Linked DNA regions of Homo sapiens: region 2 is linked to region 1. Evidence: chromatin contacts called from ENCODE Hi-C or POLR2A ChIA-PET data. All regions are on one chromosome and are shown on one strand. Each heading gives the region's core, a stretch centred on a gene start or an enhancer-like site at or near the end of the contact. The rest is flanking DNA. Distances are from core to core; before and after follow the strand shown. Region 1 holds the start of ZNF280A (zinc finger protein 280A). Region 2 holds the start of LL22NC03-63E9.3 (a long non-coding RNA gene).

Region 1 (3,815 bases), core at 562-3,061:
CCTTTCTTTCCTTCCTTTTTTTCTCTTTCTTTCCTTCTTTCTTTCTCTGTCTTCCTTTCTTTTTTCTTTTTTTATTTTTTTGAGACAGGGTTTCACTCTGTCACCCAGGCTAATTTTTTGTATTTTCTTGTGGAGACACGGTTTTGCCAGGTTGCCCAGGCTAGTCTCAAACTCCTGGGCTCAAGCCACCTGCCTGCCTCTGCCTAAGCGCTGGGATTACAGGCGTGAGCCACCACGCCCGGCCCCTGTTAGAACTTTACTGTCTAAGTCTTGCACTTCATTTCACTTTGCTTGCTTATTTATTTATGAATGAATGAATGAGACAAGGTCTCTCTCTTCCATCCAGGCTAAAGTATGTGATGCAATCATAGTTCACTGCAACCTCGATCTCCCTGGTTCAAGCAATCCTCCCACCTCAGCCTCCCGGGTAGCTGGGACTACAGGCACGTGCTACAATGCCTGGCTAATTAAAAAAAATTTTTTTTCTTTTGTAGAAACAGAGGTCTTGATATTTTGCTGAGGTTTGTCTGGATTTCCTGGGCTCAAAGATCTTTCACCTCAGCCTTTGATAGCTGGGACTACAGGTGTACCTCAGTAGCGGGCCTCATTTCACCTTCCTTTCCAGGGTCATGCTCTTGGCTACTTGCAATGCCCTCAAGCAGCCTTTCCCCAGTCCCTAGACAAGAATAAAGACCATGGGTCACACACTTTTATACCACCTTGGGCTCTGCCTACTGGGTTCAAGTGATTATTCTGCCTCAGCCTCCCGAGTACCTGGGATTACAGGCACGCACGGCCACGCCCAGGAAATTTTTGTATTTTACTTTATAAAGAATAAGAGACAGGTTTTCACCATGTTGGCCAGGCTGGTCTCAAACTACTGGGCTCATGTGATCTGCTGCCTCGGCCTTCAAAAGTGCTGGGATTACAGATGTGAGTCACCACATCCGGCCCAGAAAGGTATTTTTAAAGTTTTATCAGGAGATGGTACTTTAGAACATTTTAATTTGCAAATGATTTTCGTTTTAATTTTGAGACTTGATTGCATTGCGTTGGAATGGGGGTGGAAATATAAATATTTCTTACCTGTCAAGGGACTCTTGAGGCTCCCCCTCCCCCGCTTTCTAATCTGTGTTGCAAAGCCTGTAAAGAGAGTGAAAGGGTGGGCCTGAAATTCAGCTGAGAAGGTTCCAGGGAGGGGGTAGTGAAGGAGGAGGGAGGAGGGAGAGACAGAGGGAAGGAAGTGAGAGGGCATGGGAGGGAACCAGGATAGACCTTTGACCCCTGGAAATGGATTAAGAAGGGAGTGGGCTGCTGCTTGGAGAAAGCTGTTGAAGACTCACAGTGAGGACCCTGTTTGGACACCTGGAAACTCCTACGGGAGCTCGGTCTTCAAGGGCTGTGAGATTGAGACCCACCCTGTCCCCTGGGGCTCCTACTGGAAAGACATCTGCTTTTCAACTCGCTCACCTCTGAGCTTTGTTGGAACAGACATGTGGACTGCCTCCCACTCCGCATCCCTTCTCATCCCCAATAGCTGAGGGCCCAGGCACACTGCAGAGAAAGTGGTAGACTCTGAACAAGAGAGAGAGGAGGGAGGATGCCCATCACCAGCTCAATCAACCTGGAAGGCAGCCCTGAAGCCCCACCCTCATTCTTTCCTTTGAGTAGCAATTGGAGGAAAACTTTTGGCAATCAAGCTGGACAACAACTGAAAATCCAATCAGGATAAACTGCTTCAGACACGTGACTGGAAAAATGATTGGGCTATAAGGGGCTTAAAAGGAGTGGGACCTTCTGATCTGGCCTCAGAAAGGACTTTGAAGAGCAAGCGGCGTTGTTCGCCTGCGGAAGCAGTGCTGCCGGTCTCTGGACAAATTTCTCCGGGAGGTGGAGACAAGGAAGCTCCAGCTTCGCTTTCCCTTGCGGCCCAGAGTGGAACATACTGAGCTGCACTGAATCATCTGGATGCACTCGCAACTTTAGGAACTGGTGAGCTGAGAAATTTGCTATCTTTCATTTTGCTCCTCTAAAACTAGAGCTGGCAAACTTGTTCTGTGAAAGACTAGATGGCAAATATTTTAGGCATTGCAATTCTCTGCTTCAACTACAGTAGTCTTCCCTTATCCAGGGTATTCCTTTCTGTGCTTTCAGTTACCTGAGGTTCCAAAATATTAATTGGAAAATTCCAGAAATAGGCAATACATAAATTTTAAGTCGCCAGCCCTTCTGAGTAGTGTGATAAGCTCTTGAGTCAGCCCTGCCCTGGGATGGTAATCCTCCCTTTGTCCTGAGTCCCCATGCTGTTGGCTGGCTGCGCTCTCTGTACCTTAGTCACTTAGGAGCGGTCGCAGTTATCAGAGTGACTGTCCTGGTGGTATCTCAGTGCTTGTGTTCAATTAACCCTTATGGTACTTAATAATGGCCCCAAAGTACAAGGGTAGCAATGCTGGCGATTCAAATATGCCAAAAAGAAGCTGTAAAGTGCTTGCTTCCTTTAAGTGAAAATGGGAAAGTTTTTAACATAATAAGGAAAGAAAACAAAATCGTATGCTAAGGTTGCCAAGATCTACAGTACATAAAGATATTTTGTCAGCGAGAGATTGCATTCACATACCTTTAATTTAATTTATTAATTTATTTTTTTGAAACGGAGTTTCACTCTGGCCGCCCAGGCTGGAGTGCCACGGTGCGATCTCGGCTCACTGCAACCCACGCCTCCCGGGTTCAAGTGATTCTCCTGCCTCAGCCTCCCAAGTAGCTGAGATTACAGGTGCTCGCCACTCTGCCCAGATAATTTTTGTATTTTTAGTAGAGATGGGTTTCACCATGTTGGCCAGGCTGGTCTCAAACTCCTGACCTCAGGTGATCCACCCACCTCAGCCTCCCAAAGTGCTGAGGTTACAGGCATGAGCCACCACGCCCTATCTCACATATCTTTTATTACAGTATATTGTTATAATTATTTTGTTATGCTTAACCTCTTACTGTGCCTATTTATAAATTAAGCTTGATCATAGGTATGTACATATATGAAAAAATATAGTATATATTGAATTTGGTTCCATCTGCAGTTTCAAGCATCCACTTCGGGGGTCTTGGAACATATGCCCCAAAGATAAGGGGGTACTACTGTACTCAACTGTGTCATAGAAGTGTGAAAGCAGCCATGGACAACAGCACTAAAAAAATGATTATGGCTGTGTTCCACAACACTTTATGGTGAACACTGACATTTTGAATGTTATATAATTTTCACATCACAAAATATTCCTTTTTTCTTTTTTTTTTTTTTGAGACAGTCTCACTCTGTCACCCAGGCTGGAGCACAGTGGTGCGATCTTCGCTCACTGCAACCTCCACCTCCCAGGTTCAAGAGATTCTCCTGCCTCAGCCTCCCGAGTAGCTGGGACTACAGGCATCTGCTACCATGCCTGGCTAATTTTTGTATTTTTAGTAGAGAAGGGGTTTCACCATGTTGGCCAGGCTGGTCTCGAACTCCTGAGCTCAAGTGATCTGCCCACCTCGGCCTCCCAAAAGTGCTGGGATTACAGGCGTGAGCCACCGCGCCCCGCTTCCTTTTGCATGTTTATTCCCCCAAATTTAAAAATGTACAAGTTTAAAAAAATCTTAATAAAAAAAAAGTAAGAAAACAATACCTTAAAAATGTAAGAAACATTCTTGGCTTCCTGACTGTACAAAAACAGGGGAAGGGCCAATTTTCCAATTTCTGTCTTAAACCATTGTTTGCCAAAATGTAGCTGATATCCATTAGAGAACTACAAAACAAGTTTAGTGTGCTGTCAGCTTACAAA
Region 2 (3,815 bases), core at 565-3,064, 39 kb before region 1:
ACAGCCAACCCTTTTTAAAAATATAGATGGGGTCTTGCTATATCACTCAGGCTAGTCTTCAATTCCTGGCCTCAGGGGATCCTCCAACCTTGGCCTCCCAAAGTGCTGGGATTACAGGGGTGAGCCACCACACCCAGCTTCCTGAGACAGCTTTTATCTCAGCCATGTAAGCATGAGCCCTTCCCTTTCATACCCTCAGGGTTTTACTTTGGGTCAACAAATAGTGAGTTTATTTTGGTATGTGCAACTTTCAAACACCCATCGCCATAAAAGAAAGGACCAGCCTTGGCCAGGCACAGTGGCTGATGCCTGCAATCCCAGCACTTTGGGAGGCCGAGGTGGGCGGATCATGAGGTCAGGAGATCAAGACCATCCTGGCTAACACGGTGAAACCCTGTCTCTATTAAAAACAAAAAAATTAGCCAGGCATGGTAGCGGGCACCTGTAGTCCCAGCTACTTGGGAGGCTGAGGCGAGAGAATGGCATGAACCCGGGAGGCGGAGCTTGCAGTGAGCCGAGATCGCGCCACTGCACTCCAGCCTGGGCAAGAGCGAGACTCCGTCTCAAAAAAAAAAATAAATAAATAAAGGACCAGCCTCGACTGACAGTCGGCACTCCGCAGGCATCCTCCACAATCCTCTCTCCTCTCTGCCTCTTGCCCTACAACCTGGCCATGCCATGATTCCTCCCTACCTGTCCTCCTCTGTGGACTTCATGACCACGCTCTGTCCTATGAGGCTGGACCAGGGTCATGTTCACTCACTTCTCTCCCCTCCCTGCCATTTGTTCCACTCCCCAACTTGTTCTCCACGCATCGATCTCAATGGAGCAACAGCAATCAGATGATGAAAATAAATAATGGTGGCCAGTCTTCAAATGGATCCCCTTTTCAATCCCGCACTATCCATCTGCTGCCTTCTCATCAGCCCTCTGCCCCAGTTTCTTTCCCTTCTCAAACTGGACAAGCACCGTACTCCGTGAAGATGTGTGCAGCCTGTTCCCATGCCCTGAACACCATCCCTTCAAGCTCCTCTGGCTGCTCCCTGCTCAGGTCTCAGAAAAGGAGAGCTGGGCAACCCTCCCAGGGAGCCGCCCGCCTGTGTAACTTTCAGTACCAGCCTGTTTGCTTTCTTGAGATAATTAGCTACAACGGCCACTTTAAAACAATGGTCTTCTTATTTTGTTTTTTGTTTTCACCCTAAACTTTATAAAGTCAGAAATCGTAAGTCCTTGAGCATCCACAGCCACTCAAGGACGAACCTTTGCTGAATGCCTCAAGCAGAGAGGGGGAGGCTGAGTCTCTGTTTCGAAGGTGAAAACACAACGGTTTTTATCAGCCCTGTTTTATGCGACAATCCCAGGTCGAATCTGGATCAATGCAATGACTTCCTTTGCATGGACCTATGTTTTGTTCGTGCATTCATCTGTGCAGCTGGGAACCCGCAGCTCTGTTCACTGGCATGGGGATGCCTCGGGGAATGGCAGGGCAGAGCCACAAAAAGCCAGCCTCACCACGCGGCCTGTTGCTCTTAGCCACCATGCCCATCATAGCCTGTGGCAGGAGATGTTGGGGTCCCCCCCCCCGACCCCTTTCAGGAAAACAGAGTTTGTGGAGGCGGAGTACTTCCCAGGCCTGACTGATAAAACAATTCAAAAGACTCAAAGAGATTCCTCGCCTGTCCCGTCCCTTGAAGGGCCTTGAACACGGGGTCCTTCCGCTTGGCTCCTAGCCCGTCCCTCTCCCCTTACCAGGAAAGGATCCTCCCCATCTCTGCAGAAGCCTGACCATCCCCCTAGAGGGCCTGGGAGGAAGTGGGTTTTGCATACAGTCCCTGTTGACTCTAGTGCCCCCTGCTGGCCCCAGACGCGAGTTCCGGCGAGGCTTCAGGGTACAGCTCCCCCGCAGCCAGAAGCCGGGCCTGCAGCGCCTCAGCACCGCTCCGGGACACCCCACCCGCTTCCCAGGCGTGACCTGTCAACAGGTCTGTATTGGCGACAAAAGGAGCAGCCCTGAATGTAGGGAAAGCAGGGCGGAGTCCTCTGCAGGCTCGGGGGAGGGGAGGGGCGTGAATGCGTGGATTTCTGTGGAGAGTGGAAACACGGGGAGTCGAGGGGAGCATGCGCGGGCCTCAGAAAGTTCTGGGAAACCGACTCCCGGGAGCAGGGAGGAACGCGCGCTCCAGAGAGTAAGTTAATTGAATCCCGGGGGGTGGTCTCTTCAGCCCGGGGGGTTACAGAAGTAGGTAAATCCAGAGATTACCCAGCCAAGGCCAGGGGCATCTTTTCTAGACTTGCGGGGCGGGGTGGGGCGAGAACTTGAGCTCAGGGGACCCTGGAACCGGCCCCTGCACCCCGCATCCCACTGAAGAAAAGGGAGGTCGCCAGAAGCACAGACCCAGGACAGAGTCCAGACTTGGACGTCTCCGTGATCCCAGAACACCCCGTCCCACACTCCCAGTCAGCCCCCCGCCTCCCCACTGCCTCTCCATTCGCCCACCGCACCCCCTTTTTCCACCCTGCCCCCACCCTACTGTCTGGTGGGAAAGGCCGCAGCCATCACGTATTCACCCATCCCCACCCCTCACCCCCCACCTTCTGACTTTCTTTCCACATCCCCACCCCCTCCCCCACTCTCTGCCTCTTTTCCCTCCCCCTCCCCAACCCTTTGTTTTTCTTACACATCCCCACCCCTCCCCCAACCTCTGTCTTCTCTCATCCCCACCCCCACCCTGTTTCCCTTCCCCCATTCCCGCCCTGGCCCGCCTTCTGTCTCCCTTCCCCCATCCCCACCCCTCCCCCCCTTCTGTCTCCCTTCCCCCATCCCCACCCCTCCCCCGCCTTGTCTACCTTCCGCCATCCTCACCCCTCCCCCACCCTGTCTCCCTTCCCCCACCCCACCCCTCCCCCACCCTCTGTCTCCGTTCCTAATCCCCACGCCTCCACCACTCTTTGTTTCCCTTCCCCCATCCCGACCCCCCACCCCACCCTGTGTTCCTTCCTCCATCCCCCCCCACTGTCTTTCTTCTCGGTTCCCCACCCTGTCTCCCTTCCCGCATGCCCACCCCTCCCCCACCCTGTCTCCCTTCCCCCATGCCCACCCCTCCCCCACCCTGTCTCCCTTTCCCCATGCCCACCCCTCCCCCACCCTGTCTTCCTTCCCCCATGCCCACCCCTCCCCCACCCTGTCTTCCTTCCCCCATTCCTAACCCTCCTCCCGCCCCCCCTTCCCCACCCCCATCTCCCCTCCTTCCCCACCCCCATCTCCTCCCCACCCCCAGCCTCCTCTGCTCTCCAACTTCCTCTCCCCTTTTCCCCTCCTCCTGCTCCCTTCTCCTCTGCTCCTCCCCCCACTGCCCCTCCCCCACTGCCCCTCCTCCTCCCAGTCTTTGAAAACAAGCCCCTCTCGACTCTCTGGGCGACCTCACTGGATCTCGTGAGATTTTGCCCTGGAAGGACTGAGAAACGGGGATTGGTCAGACCAGGCTGCCCAGCCCCCCGGTCCCCACCGCCGCCCCCCCCGCCCCACGCAGCGGCTAGGGCGCTTAGCTGAGCCATTGTCTCGTTCTTTCCTTCCAGCAACTTCGCGGTGTGGTGAACTCTCTGAGGAAAAACGTAAGTTCGAGCCCTGATTCCTCCGCTTCCCCGCAGGGTGACCTTGGGCTTGTGCCCCCAGCACCACCCCTGTCCCGGGTCCCTGTTTTCTCTCTGGAAATGGGTTGAAGACCAAAGAAAATAATGTGCGCCACTTGGGTCACCCCGGGCCGCCTGCCCCGGAAAATTGGCCCCAGTTGAGGAGTTGTGGCTGTAAGGATGCC

What was found. Hi-C counts contacts between places; a loop is a spot of excess contacts on that map. ChIA-PET counts read pairs that join two places held with the same protein, here RNA polymerase II (POLR2A). Pooled maps may share reads with other maps.
Region 2: a loop to region 1 is called in a map of K562, with 4 times the contacts of the local background. The contact joins the promoter of LL22NC03-63E9.3 here to the promoter of ZNF280A in region 1. A Hi-C loop is called at or near these places in 2 of 168 maps with a recorded cell type or tissue (IMR-90 and K562), 1 of 37 single-sample maps with no recorded cell type and 2 of 50 pooled maps. POLR2A ChIA-PET finds 5 or more read pairs at or near these places in 4 of 52 experiments (A549, K562, SK-N-SH and 1 more).

The regions. Positions count from the first base shown.
Region 1 is chr22:22,518,266-22,522,080 of GRCh38, reverse strand. It overlaps ZNF280A (zinc finger protein 280A), which reads left to right and starts at 1,811. Exons shown (of 2, transcript NM_080740.5): 1 at 1,811-1,992. It also overlaps IGL. RefSeq lists an enhancer at 966-2,171.
Region 2 is chr22:22,557,342-22,561,156 of GRCh38, reverse strand. It overlaps LL22NC03-63E9.3 (a long non-coding RNA gene), which reads right to left and starts at 1,814. Exons shown (of 3, transcript NR_027426.2): 1 at 1,750-1,814. PRAME (PRAME nuclear receptor transcriptional regulator) reads left to right here and starts at 1,892. Exons shown (of 6, transcript NM_206956.3): 1 at 1,892-2,186; 2 at 3,577-3,612. It also overlaps IGL. RefSeq lists an enhancer at 1,681-1,975.